Regions from separate parts of the Homo sapiens genome. Here regions 1 and 2 are each linked to region 3. A link is a contact called in ENCODE Hi-C or POLR2A ChIA-PET data. All regions are on one chromosome and are shown on one strand. The core of a region is the stretch at or near the end of the contact, and the rest is flanking DNA. Distances in the headings are between cores, read along the strand shown.

What was found. Hi-C counts contacts between places; a loop is a spot of excess contacts on that map. ChIA-PET counts read pairs that join two places held with the same protein, here RNA polymerase II (POLR2A). Pooled maps may share reads with other maps.
Region 1: a loop to region 3 is called in a pooled map, with 3 times the contacts of the local background. The contact joins two enhancer-like sites. A Hi-C loop is called at or near these places in 6 of 50 pooled maps. POLR2A ChIA-PET finds 5 or more read pairs at or near these places in 2 of 52 experiments (CD4-positive, alpha-beta T cell and OCI-LY7).
Region 2: a map with no recorded cell type shows a loop between it and region 3 (5-fold over the local background). The contact joins the promoter of SPATS2L here to the enhancer-like site in region 3. A Hi-C loop is called at or near these places in 4 of 168 maps with a recorded cell type or tissue (OCI-LY7, chondrocyte, naive thymus-derived CD4-positive, alpha-beta T cell and 1 more), 5 of 37 single-sample maps with no recorded cell type and 15 of 50 pooled maps.

Annotation. Positions count from the first base shown.
Region 1 is chr2:201,206,701-201,210,506 of GRCh38, forward strand. It overlaps CASP10 (caspase 10), which reads left to right. Exons shown (of 10, transcript NM_032977.4): 8 at 1,375-1,483; 9 at 2,370-2,862. Among named protein-coding and RNA genes, the nearest start is that of CASP10, 25 kb to the left of the region's middle. RefSeq lists an enhancer at 2,285-2,334. Within about 2 kb of position 2,376, at least 4 of the 41 ENCODE cell types and tissues checked have a DNase peak (open chromatin) inside an H3K27ac peak, as active enhancers do.
Region 2 is chr2:200,304,309-200,308,209 of GRCh38, forward strand. It overlaps SPATS2L (spermatogenesis associated serine rich 2 like), which reads left to right and starts at 2,385. Exons shown (of 13, transcript NM_001100423.2): 1 at 2,385-2,614. RefSeq lists an enhancer at 1,760-1,859 and silencers at 2,270-2,999, 3,020-3,349.
Region 3 is chr2:200,711,677-200,715,340 of GRCh38, forward strand. LINC01792 (long intergenic non-protein coding RNA 1792) reads right to left here. Exons shown (of 3, transcript NR_037886.1): 3 at 629-2,454. It also overlaps the pseudogene AOX3P-AOX2P and the pseudogene AOX3P. Among named protein-coding and RNA genes, the nearest start is that of LINC01792, 22 kb to the right of the region's middle. RefSeq lists an enhancer at 1,439-1,718. Within about 2 kb of position 1,520, at least 35 of the 41 ENCODE cell types and tissues checked have a DNase peak (open chromatin) inside an H3K27ac peak, as active enhancers do; they include OCI-LY7, where a contact is called at or near this core.

The DNA of each region.
Region 1 (3,806 bases), core at 1,126-3,625, 500 kb after region 3:
ATTCTCCTGCCTCAGCCACCCAAGTACCACCATGCCAGCTTGTATATTATTTTTATATTCAGAAATAAAATTACAAAAGATTTCCCTTTTTTGAAGGCATTAGATCACTCCAGAAATGAACCATCTGAAAAAAATCTTTGATATTTATGTTGTCTCATGAAATCCTTGTGTATGCTTTCTTCATTCATGTTGCTAATATGAAAGTGAAGATGCTTTTGCATAAACCCTGGGTTTGACAATATTAAAATATATATTCCATTTTCTTAACTGTCATGATTGAGCTTCTCCAGCCAAACCAGGTGAAGTCTGAATTTTAATCAGGATCTGGCATTTCACCTTGGAATTAATTAGCTAATTCCACACTAGGGCCAGGATCTTGAGAACTCTCTGCCTCTGATACTGGGAGTGGCATCCTGAAAGAAAGGAACTGTCTAATCTTTAGTGCAAATGAGATTTATCCTTTGTCCTGGGCTCTAGGACTTAAAAAAGAATCTTTGAAATTTTATTCAGATCACAATTGTGCAGTAAAAGTGAGTTGCAGAGTAGTCAGAATCCCCAGTTTTTCAATATGTGACTTCAGAAATAATGTGGCATAAATACCCCAAGGGGTTTAGACTAGAGTATAAAAACATGGTTTTGGACAGGCATGGTGGCTCATGCCTGTAATCCTAGCACTTTGGGAGGCTGAGGTGGGCGAATCACTTGAGGTCAGGAGTTCAAGACCAGCCTGGCCAACATGGTGAAACTCTACCTCAACCAAAAATACAAAAATTATCGGCTGGGCGCGGTGGCTCATGCCTGTAATCCCAGCACTTTGGGAGGACGAGGTGGGCGGATCACAAGGTCAAGAGATCAAGACCATCCTGGCCAACATAGTGAAACCCCGTCTCTACTAAAAATACAAAAATTACCTGGGCATGGTGGCGGGCGCCTGTAGTCCCAGCTACTCGGGAGGCTGAGGCAGAAGACTCGCTTGAACCCAGGAGGTGGAGGTTGCAGTGAGCTGAGATCACGCCATTGCACTCCAGCCTGGGTGACAGAGCGAGATGCTGTCTCAAAAAAAAAAAAAAATTATCTGGGGGTGTTGGTGGGCACCTGAGGCAGGTGGATCCCTTGAATCCGGGAGGCAGAGGTTGCAGTGAGCCGAGATCGCGTCACTCACTCCAGCCTGGGCAACAAGAGTGAGACTCCATCTCAAAACAACAACAACAGCAACAACAAAATAACAACAACAACAAAAACATGGTTTAAACAACTGGCATGGGGAGATACATCCTGCTCTTCCTCACAGTGGATCCATTGGAGTGGTTGGTTAGAAACATTTAAGGCCCTAAGATAAGGATTCCTACTAAGTGGCTCTATCTATTCTTCAAGAGGGCAGCTGTGTACAGGATGAATCGGAACCACAGAGGCCTCTGTGTCATTGTCAACAACCACAGCTTTACCTCCCTGAAGGACAGACAAGGAACCCATAAAGATGCTGGTAAGAAAGTCTGGAACAGTTTATCAAATGCAAATTGGGGATCTTAAAATTATTTTTTATTTTCACATTTTCTTTCTGTGACTTTTATCTTCCATATACGTGTAAGGATGATATCATGTTTCTGAGCCTCTTATATATCCCTGGGGAGTCATCAGTCTGCTAAAGAGTGGCAAGAATCTTTGACTATTCACAATTCTGAATAGAGGAGAGCATGTACTGGGGGAGAGCCTGCTGGATTGGCACGAGACAACTTGGGCGTGAGCTCCAGCTCCACCACTAACTAGGTGTGTGATCATGGGAGAGTCAAGAGACCTTGGCTTCTTCAACTGTGAAACAGGATGAAACACTGGCCACTGCCGATTCTCAGGACTGTTGTGACAACACTGGGTATTACGTGATAGGAGATTCATTGTAAGATTTTATGGTTATGAAAATAAAAATAATCCAAAGCTTTAGGCTATTTGCTGTGCAAATTTTGTAACTATTAGCATTGTTTCAGTTTTTTTTTTCTTTGAGACAGAGTCTTGCTCTGTTGCCCAGGCTGGAGTGCAGTGGTGCAGTCCCAGCTCACTGCAACCTCTGCCTCCCAGGCTCAAGCCATTCTCGTGCCTCAGCCTCCCGAGTAGCAGGGATTACAGGCGTGAGCCACCACACCTGGCTATTTTTTGTATTTTCAGTAGAGATGGGGTTTTGCCATCTGGCCAGACTGTTCTCAAACTCCTGACCTCAAGTGATCCGCCTGCTTCGGCCTTCCAAAGTGCTGAGATTATAGGTGTGAGCCACTGTGCCCGGCCTTGTTTCAGTTCTTCATTTTGTTTTGCATCATTTTATTATTTCCCCTTTCTCTCTCTCTCTCTCTTTTTTTTTTTTTTTTGTTTTTAAACAGAGATCCTGAGTCATGTGTTCCAGTGGCTTGGGTTCACAGTGCATATACACAATAATGTGACGAAAGTGGAAATGGAGATGGTCCTGCAGAAGCAGAAGTGCAATCCAGCCCATGCCGACGGGGACTGCTTCGTGTTCTGTATTCTGACCCATGGGAGATTTGGAGCTGTCTACTCTTCGGATGAGGCCCTCATTCCCATTCGGGAGATCATGTCTCACTTCACAGCCCTGCAGTGCCCTAGACTGGCTGAAAAACCTAAACTCTTTTTCATCCAGGCCTGCCAAGGTGAAGAGATACAGCCTTCCGTATCCATCGAAGCAGATGCTCTGAACCCTGAGCAGGCACCCACTTCCCTGCAGGACAGTATTCCTGCCGAGGCTGACTTCCTACTTGGTCTGGCCACTGTCCCAGGCTATGTATCCTTTCGGCATGTGGAGGAAGGCAGCTGGTATATTCAGTCTCTGTGTAATCATCTGAAGAAATTGGTCCCAAGGTGAGAGCTCTTTTTTTTCTTCCATTTGTAATTAATTAGTTTTATTTATTTTTTATTTTACTCTCATTCAACACCTTTGGTAAGGGTGAGAGTTCTACGTTGTTCTATCCATGTACCTGTTCAACCATCTGCCTACCCTCCTGTTTATCTATTTATCCATCTATCCACCCATTCATCTATCCATCCATCTATCCACCCATTCATCTATCCATCCATCCATCTGTCCATCCATCCATCCATCCAGCAACCTTGTATTGAGTACCAGCCTGGACCTGGAAAGGAAGATACAGAGTTAAAAAAAGACAGAGTCCTTGCCCTCAGGTTGCTTACAAGCTAGAGGGATAGACAAACAAATAGACGGGGAAGGGCATCCCCAGCTGGTAAGTGCACATTGTGAAGTATAGGTGTTATGGGAACATGCAGAATGAGTACCTTGCCCAGATTTGAAGGATCAGAGGAGGCTTCTAGAAATGACAAATAGATGTTAGGTAAAGAATCAGGTGAAAGATGTGCTGGGCAGAGGGAATAGCATGAACAAAAGCATGGGGGCCTTTTATTTGTTCGTTTATTTATCACTCACTCTTACGTCCTGAGCACCTATGTGCTATCTTTGGACTTCTATTTGCCACTGCTCTGACAGCTTCCCTTCTGTCTCTGCCACATGCTGTCCTCTTGGCACCTTTAGCCATACCTAGAGGCCATGGGCTCCTCCATGAAAACGTCTCCAAAGTTGCCATCTCTGGCCCACTCATCTCTGAATTCCTGGGGGCAGAGACCCTGTTTCATTCAACTTTATATCCTCAGCCCCTGACCTGATATATTGTGAGCTTGTTAAACATTTGCTGGGCCAATGAATGACTTGCTTGAGCCTGTCTCATTAACATCCCGCTAGATATCCTACCTCTGTTTAGCCCTTGGACCTCACATTCAGCATGCATGTTTCT
Region 2 (3,901 bases), core at 1,135-3,634, 410 kb before region 3:
CAATTGTTTTCTTCGAAGTTATTCTATACTTGTCTTTTCACGCGCTAGGCCTCCACTCACAGTAGAGAATTAGTTTTAGCCTAGTCTGTGGTACAGTGGCTACTCCTACCTGCCTAGTCTCTATTTTTTCATTGATTCACTGCTTTAACATCTTTGCTCTCAACACATACAGCATTTATTCTTATAGCTCCTACCTACAGTACTTACTAAAAGAAGCAGCCTTCGATTAGAAAGGCGGTATATGGTCTTCTTAAAACCCTTTCTTCCCTCTGGTCATATTCTGTTCTTGAAGGCATTTTTTTCTGTCGGACTTCACTAAGCAAGTTAGATTTGGAGTCATGGGAAGATTATGAAGTGGTGGAAGAAAAGAATGAAGACTGAGTTCAATGTTATTTCCAAAGCCCTTCCTAGGAAAAGTGTTGTTTATTATTCATTTTGGAATTCTAATTATGGAGGAAACCTCCCAAAAACATAAATAAATTATTTAGCCAGAGGACCTAAGAAGTGCATCAAATTTCAAGTCAAATGGCTACAAGTTACTTATTACACCTAAATTTAATAAGCAATAGGATGTTTGTTCTTTATGTGTGGTATGGCTTCTAGAAGCAAGCTTTCCTCTCTGTAGCACAGGCAGGGTCCAACGGTCTAGGTTCAAATTCTTCCTTTACCACTTACTAGCTAAAAACTTAGGCAACTTATTTCACCTCTCTGTGCCTCAGTTTCTTTCTTTCTTTTCTTTTAAAGGCTCTGGCTCTGTTGCCCACACTAGAGCGCAGGGGTGTGATCCTGGCTCACTGCAACCTTAGCCTACCTGGTTCAGGTAATCCTCCCACCTCAGCCTCCTGAGTAGCTGGGACTACAGGCGTGCACCACCATGCCCGGCCAATTATTATTATTAGTTTTTTTGTTTTGGAGGGATGGAGTTTCACTATGTTGCCCAGGCTGGTCTTGATCTCCAGGGCTCAAGAGATTTGCCCACCTCGGTCTCCGAAAGTGTTGGGATTACAGGTGTGAGCCACTGGGCCCAGCCCTCAGTTTATCTGTAAAACAGGACAAAAGTAGTACCTACCTGATGGGGTTCTTCCAAGGATTAAATGAGCTAGTACTTATAAAGCACTTGCTAATGTCTGTTAAATAAATTATATTATCCACACACCAATCCAAGGCGACTATAAGGTAGCAAGAACCACTCCAAGTCACATAAGAAAATGAATTCCTTTCGTTTTAGCTCCTCTCTTTATTTCAGCAGTGCGTTGTCAACAGGGCCACATTATGTTAGCAGATTTGAACTTTATCCGAAAGGTGTTTGTATTTTATTTCAAATTATGAATTCCTGAACATCGGATTATGTACGATTCTGCAGTGCCCTCGGAGGCCCATTAGAGTCTGGAGCTCGAGAAGCATAACAAACTCTGGTCTGATATTTGTAAGGAGCTTGACAGCCAAGGAGCCACTCAGAAACAGTTATTGGTATTGCCAAAAAAAAAAAAAAAAAAGGAAGCTAAGAAGTCACCCTTCTAAATAAATAAATAAATAAATAAATAAATAAAAACCTGAATTGGAGAGCTGCCTGCATTTCACTCTACTGCCTCTGGAAGAAGAGTGTTATCTAAAGTGCTTCCATCATGAATAATGATTGAGAAACTGCTTTTACTCTCCCGACTACTGTACTCCCAGGCAGAAACCCACGGCTGAAGCCCACGATGCCCATGTGTAACTTGGTTATTACACACACGTTTGGAGCCCAGTGTGCAGACCCGCAGCGCAGAGGAGGCGGCGGAACACCCCGGGTTGGTCGGGTTTCCAAGGGCTGACCCGAGCTCCAGCACTTTTTCCGCGCCTGATTTTTCAGGTCATTTTCGAATGGGCTATCTTTGCTTACATTTTGAGCTTGGATCCTCTCCAGAAAGCATTACTACCTTCTAAAAGGAAAAACATCTCGTATTTGCAGACAGTGCTGAGGGAGCAAAGTTCATTTTCTCGGGTAGGAGAAGATGATTCTCTTGCAACACGTGCGGATTGTGACAAAATCTTTCATTAACAAGGGGAGTTTCGGTGAAGTGGAGGTTTGGGGAAAGGCGAGGAAGTCGGTCTGGAGCAAGCAAGCAAAGTGCGGAAGCTGTACTGGGATTCTTCTAGAAAGTGGGGTGGGAAAGGAGCTAGGGAGGGCGTGTGGAGGGACGAGATCTGTGTCAGAACGTGCGTGTGAGCGGATACAAAACCCGAGAGAGGCGTGAGCAGCGCTGTGTTTGCGAGCGGGAGCGAGGGGCGCCGGCTGGGGTGTGTGCTCCTGGTGAGTGACACCGAGGGGAAGGCGGGCGGGTCGGCGGGCGGGGGCAGCCTGCGAGGGGCGGGAGTGTCCCTGCGTGGGGCGGCCGAGCCGGAGTTGTGTCAGTGAAGGAATCCAGTCCGGGGGCCGAGCTGGCTGCGCCCTCCGCTGCAAGCGCCGGCAGCGCGGGGCGAGCTCCGGACGGCGCGCGGCCCAGGCAGCGGCTCCCGCTCGGCCCGCCCTCCGAGCCGCAGGGGCCGCCACCGCCGCGGCGCCTCCCCTGGCGACCGCGCCCCCGGGCCCCGGCTCCGGCCCGGGACGGAGGAGCCGGCGCTCGACACAGAGGTAAGCCCAGGACCCCCTCCACGCCGGGCCGGCTGGGGATGCAGGGCGCGGGCGGACGCGGAGGGGCCTGCGCGGCCGGGACGGAGACTCGGCTGGGCCGAGCATTCCGCAGCCCGGGCCGCCCAGCCTCCGCCGCCTCCCGGAGCGCTGGGTGTGGCCCGCGCTCGGCGCCGAGGCGGGCTGGTGGCGCGGACCGGACGCGAAGGTCGCCGTCCTTCCTTTCTCCAGCCGGCGCGGGCAAGCGGGAGGAGGCGCCGGCTGGGACGCACAGTGGCGCTCCCCGGGCGAGCGTGTGGCCGCCGCGCTCCGACGTGTACCCGCCCGCCCCGGATCTGAATCGCCCGCGGCCGCCGTCCCTCGCCTGCCGTCCTCCCGCGCGGGCGCCCCCGTTCCCTCCCAAGCCGGAAAGAGACCCACCGTCCCCCAGGCTGCTCTCTGGCCCGGAGCCGCAAAGCCCACGTCAGCCGCGACCACCCCGCCCTCGGATCCCAGCCGGGTGCGGGGGCCGCGGCCCCACTGAACCCCGCGCCCCTGGCGCCCAGCGGGAGTGGGATGCGTTGGCGTCCGCGCTGCGCGGGTGGGCTGGGGTGGCCGGAGCAGACGCGGAGCGCCCTGGCCGCGGGACGAAGCGGTCGCGCCGCCGCATTTGGGCGGGGGGACCCCGGAGTCCGCGGGCTGCGGACCCCAGCGGGAGACGGGGTTGTCGTAGGATGCGCTCGCGCTGGACGCCGGCGCACTCTGAATATCATGCTGCCGCACACGCGGGGCTGAAGGGCCGAGTCTTCACCTGCGCGGGGATGCGGCGGAAGCGTCGCGTCTTCGCGAGTGGAGGTTTCGTGTTCCCGCGGGGTTGGTGTGTTTTTGAACTTCACGAGCTTCTCATCCCCCCCGCAATCCTGGTTTTAGCAGATGTCGGGGTTTTGGAGACCTGACACTTTTCGTGAAAGATTCTTTCTGTACGTTTTCTTTTGGCTATATTACAGGGTTTGTAGCTTGAGAACTAGTGAAAACCCTTGAACTTCAAACACAGTCTCATTGCTTATTTTTTGAAATTTAAATATTAAAATATGTACCAGCCCCCTCACAAGCCGACAGACTTTAAGACAAACGACTGTGAAATTTTAGAACCTGTGCAGAGAAAGTGGTTTTATACCAGTACTTGAAATAGTAAGGTCGTGTAACCTTTTTAACATCGTTTTAGTTTGTCTTAAAGGAAGGTTTCAGCACCACTTTGACTGGTACTGTTTTCCAGAGTTTAAGCAGATGTATGTAATATAGCAGGGAAGA
Region 3 (3,664 bases), core at 270-2,769:
CCCACGGCAATGAAAATAAAAGTCTGAAGACTATGCAGCAATATAGATTTTAAAAATGGTTTTATACCAATCAACTATATCTTCATAATTGATCATTTATATTAAAATAATGACAGCATCTTTACTTCAGAACCCCGGTGGATATCCTGACATCTCCAAGAAACTCTTAGGTGTCCTAACAGACTTTCTTTTGACCCTACCTCAGGGGATGTACTCATACGAGGTCACTACGTTTTCTGAAAGAACAGAACAGCCAAGTGGAGCTGTGACTGTCTTTTGCCATGGCTTTCCTTTTTAATTTCCAACTGCTGTCATAGTGTCAGCTTTTAGGAAAGGATCAGCTGTGGAAATGCTGTATTCAAGCAATAATCAGAAAATACAATGGAATAACAGTTCCCGTTTATAGTAACAACCAAAAAATAACTCTAGGGATAAAATCAACAAAAATATGTGCAGGGCCAACATGAAAAGAACTTTTAAAATCTATTGGTGAACTTTAAAAAAAGACAAATTTTAAAAGGGAAAGACATAAGCCTTAGCTACAAGGACACAAAATATAACAGTATCAATTTTCTCTTATAAATTAAATATAACACATTCCCAATCAAAACATCAACAGTGTCTTTTAAAAACTTGATTTTAAAGTTTATCTAGAAAGATAAAAAATGTATAATAAGAATAGTCAAGAGGGGAAACTAGCCCTATATAATATTGAAATGTATTCTATTACATTAATACATGTCTAGTAGTTACACATTATAGGTACTGATACAGGAGGAGAAAAACAGACCAACAGAACAATGTAAAGTCCTGAAATAGGCCAGAAAGTCAGGTCTCATTAGAAGCAAAAATGCACTTCAAGTAAGCCATAAAATGGAGCATTTAAGGAAGAATATTGGTACAACTTGCAAGCCATTTTAAAAACAAAGAAACATAAAGCTGTACTTCTATTTCCCACTTTACAATAAAAATAAATTCCAGATTGATTAAAGTTTTAAATACTAAAAACTATACTAAATATATGCATGCATTTAAAAAAATCCATAGCCTAAGGAACATGAAAGCCGGAAGTTATAAAGAAAAGACTGATAAATTTGACTATATAACAGAGAAAAGCATTAGTATAAAAAGAAACGCATTTACAGCAAAAACTTTTCTAAATCAATAAAAAAAGATTAAAAAAACAAAAAAAGAAAAGTATACCCACTGGCAGGAAACTGGAAAAATAAACTATTTTGAGCCTCACTTAGAATTTTTAAAATGAAAATTAAAACAGCAATGAGATACCATTTTCCTCTATTAGATTGGCAACAATTTAAAATGTTGATAGTACCCACGACTGATTAAATTTGACACATTTTTTCCTCCGAGCATACTTTTCATGTAATAAAGTTACTGAAACCAAATACTGTATTCTTAAAAATGGTTAGGGTTACTAAGAAGCCAGCAACAGAGGGCAGCAGAGACCTCCTCTGGGGCGTCCGCGTAGTTCATGTTCCAGTTTTACAAAAGCAGCTTTTTCTCTGCTGTGGTCTCTGAGGTGTCAGAGTGCAGCAAAAGGGAAATGCGTCATCAGTTCTTGTCATCTCATTGGTGACAATGAGTAATCAGGTGGCGGTGGCGAGGTGGTGTCTCTGGGCCCTCTCTCCAGGCCAGAACGGGCACGTCCCACACGCGAGCAAGGCTTCTTGCTGTGCCGCCCGTCAGAGCCAAGTCTGTGATGGCGCCTCTGTTCCAGGTTGTTACAGAGCTGGGCAGCTCCTCAGGAAGTTGGCATTAAAGAGAGCTGGTGTTCAAAATCTGGATTTTCTTTTTTTTTTTTTTTTAACCGAGAGTCCTTTCCCCTCAATAAACTTGACAAAGGAGATCAAGGAAACTAGGAAACTACCAGAAATTCTCATTTGCATTTCCAAGCAAACGCCCAGCAATCTTAGTCATATTAGCTGCATGGCTTTGGGGTTAGAAAGGAGGTGAGGTTGGGAGGGGAAGATAAAGGATAAAATCAGAGTGAATAACACAGAAGAGGTCTAGCCAGCTGCCTTTCCTGCTTACAAGGGGCCACTGGGGCCAGAGCAGGCCTCCTCCCCCGGCTGTTGCGTCCAGGCTGTTTCCCACACTGTAGACCCCCTTCCTCCTTTGGTCCTCTCTGCCCTTCCCTGGGTCTCCCATTTCAGACCTTGCTGTGCTTCCCAGTCCCCCACATGGAACTCAGACTCCAATTTCCATCAGTCAAGGGCTTGCCTCTTCAGGCACATGTCCTCAGCTCCCACTAAGAGGTCCTCAGCTTTAGGCCAGCTCGGCAGACTGGGGAAATGGACGCCTCTGCACTGACCCAGCAATGCTTATCCAGATCAGTGTTCAGGGAGCACCTTTCTCTCTATGTCCTGTGGATGCAGGGTCTGCCTGGTCAACGGCAAAGGTGTCTTTATGCATCTTCGGGAGGTTGGCCTGTTACTGGGTATAGAGTTAGGGAAAGTACAGCCTGAGAAATTAATATAGAATGCATGTGTATATACATACAGACATTTTTGTGCTTTCTTTTTATAAAAGTAAAACATGTCCTTTAATGGACATTCGACAAATACAGAAGAATATAAAAAGAAAATCAAAATCTCCTGTAAACCTACCAGCTATATATGGCCATTGCCAAAGTATTTTTTAAATACTGTATTAAAAACTTGATTCTCATACAAATCTTAAGTAAGCAAATGTCAAAGATTTATTTAACTCGACAATGAGGGAACCAGCAAAATGATAAAACTGGATGAAAGTGAATTTGAGAGACTGAGCATATAGGCATGCCAGCACAATGACGAAGGTTGCTAGTTTAGGTAAAAAACCGGTTAATATCTTACAGGTAATAAAACTGTAACCTTTGAGGTTGCCTTCCTACAGGACAGAAATAATTTGATTCTTTACTAGAAAAGAAAATCTACATGTTCTTATGTAGCTTCACAGAGTCTAGCCCCCAATCAATAGTAAACAAGTTCAACAAAGGAACATTCCCTTAGAGAATGAGATAACCATGGAATGGACTTGCTAGACTGTGTTCCAAAATGCATTGAAAGGCCATTCAGTGAATCTTGTCTATTTTTCCAAGTTTTGGATAATATTTCTTAACATGCTATTATAATTTTAATAGACTTCCTTGTAATTTTAAGGATTATTAGGGTGTATATAAATATGTGAATACATAAAACACATTTTTTATTTTATTATTATTATACTTTAAGTTTTAGGGTACATGTGCACAATGTGCAGGTTTGTTACATATGTATACATCTGCCATGTTGGTGTGCTGCACCCATTAACTCGTCATTTAGCATTAGGTATAGCTCCTAATGCTATCCCTCCCCCCTCCTCCCACCCCACAAAAGTCCCTGGTGTGTGATGTTCCCCTTCCTGTGTCCAAGTGTTCTCATTGTTCAATTCCCACCTATGAGTGAGAACATGCGGTGTTTGGTTTTTTGTCCTTGCGATAGTTTGCTGAGAATGATGGTTTCCAGTTTCATCCACTTCCCTGCAAAGGACATGAACTCATCCTTTTTTATGGCTGCATAGTATTCCATGGTGTATATGTGCCACATTTTCTTAATCCAGTCTGTCATTGTTGGACATTTGGGTTGGTTCCAAGTCTTTGCTATTGTAAATAGTGCCGCAATAA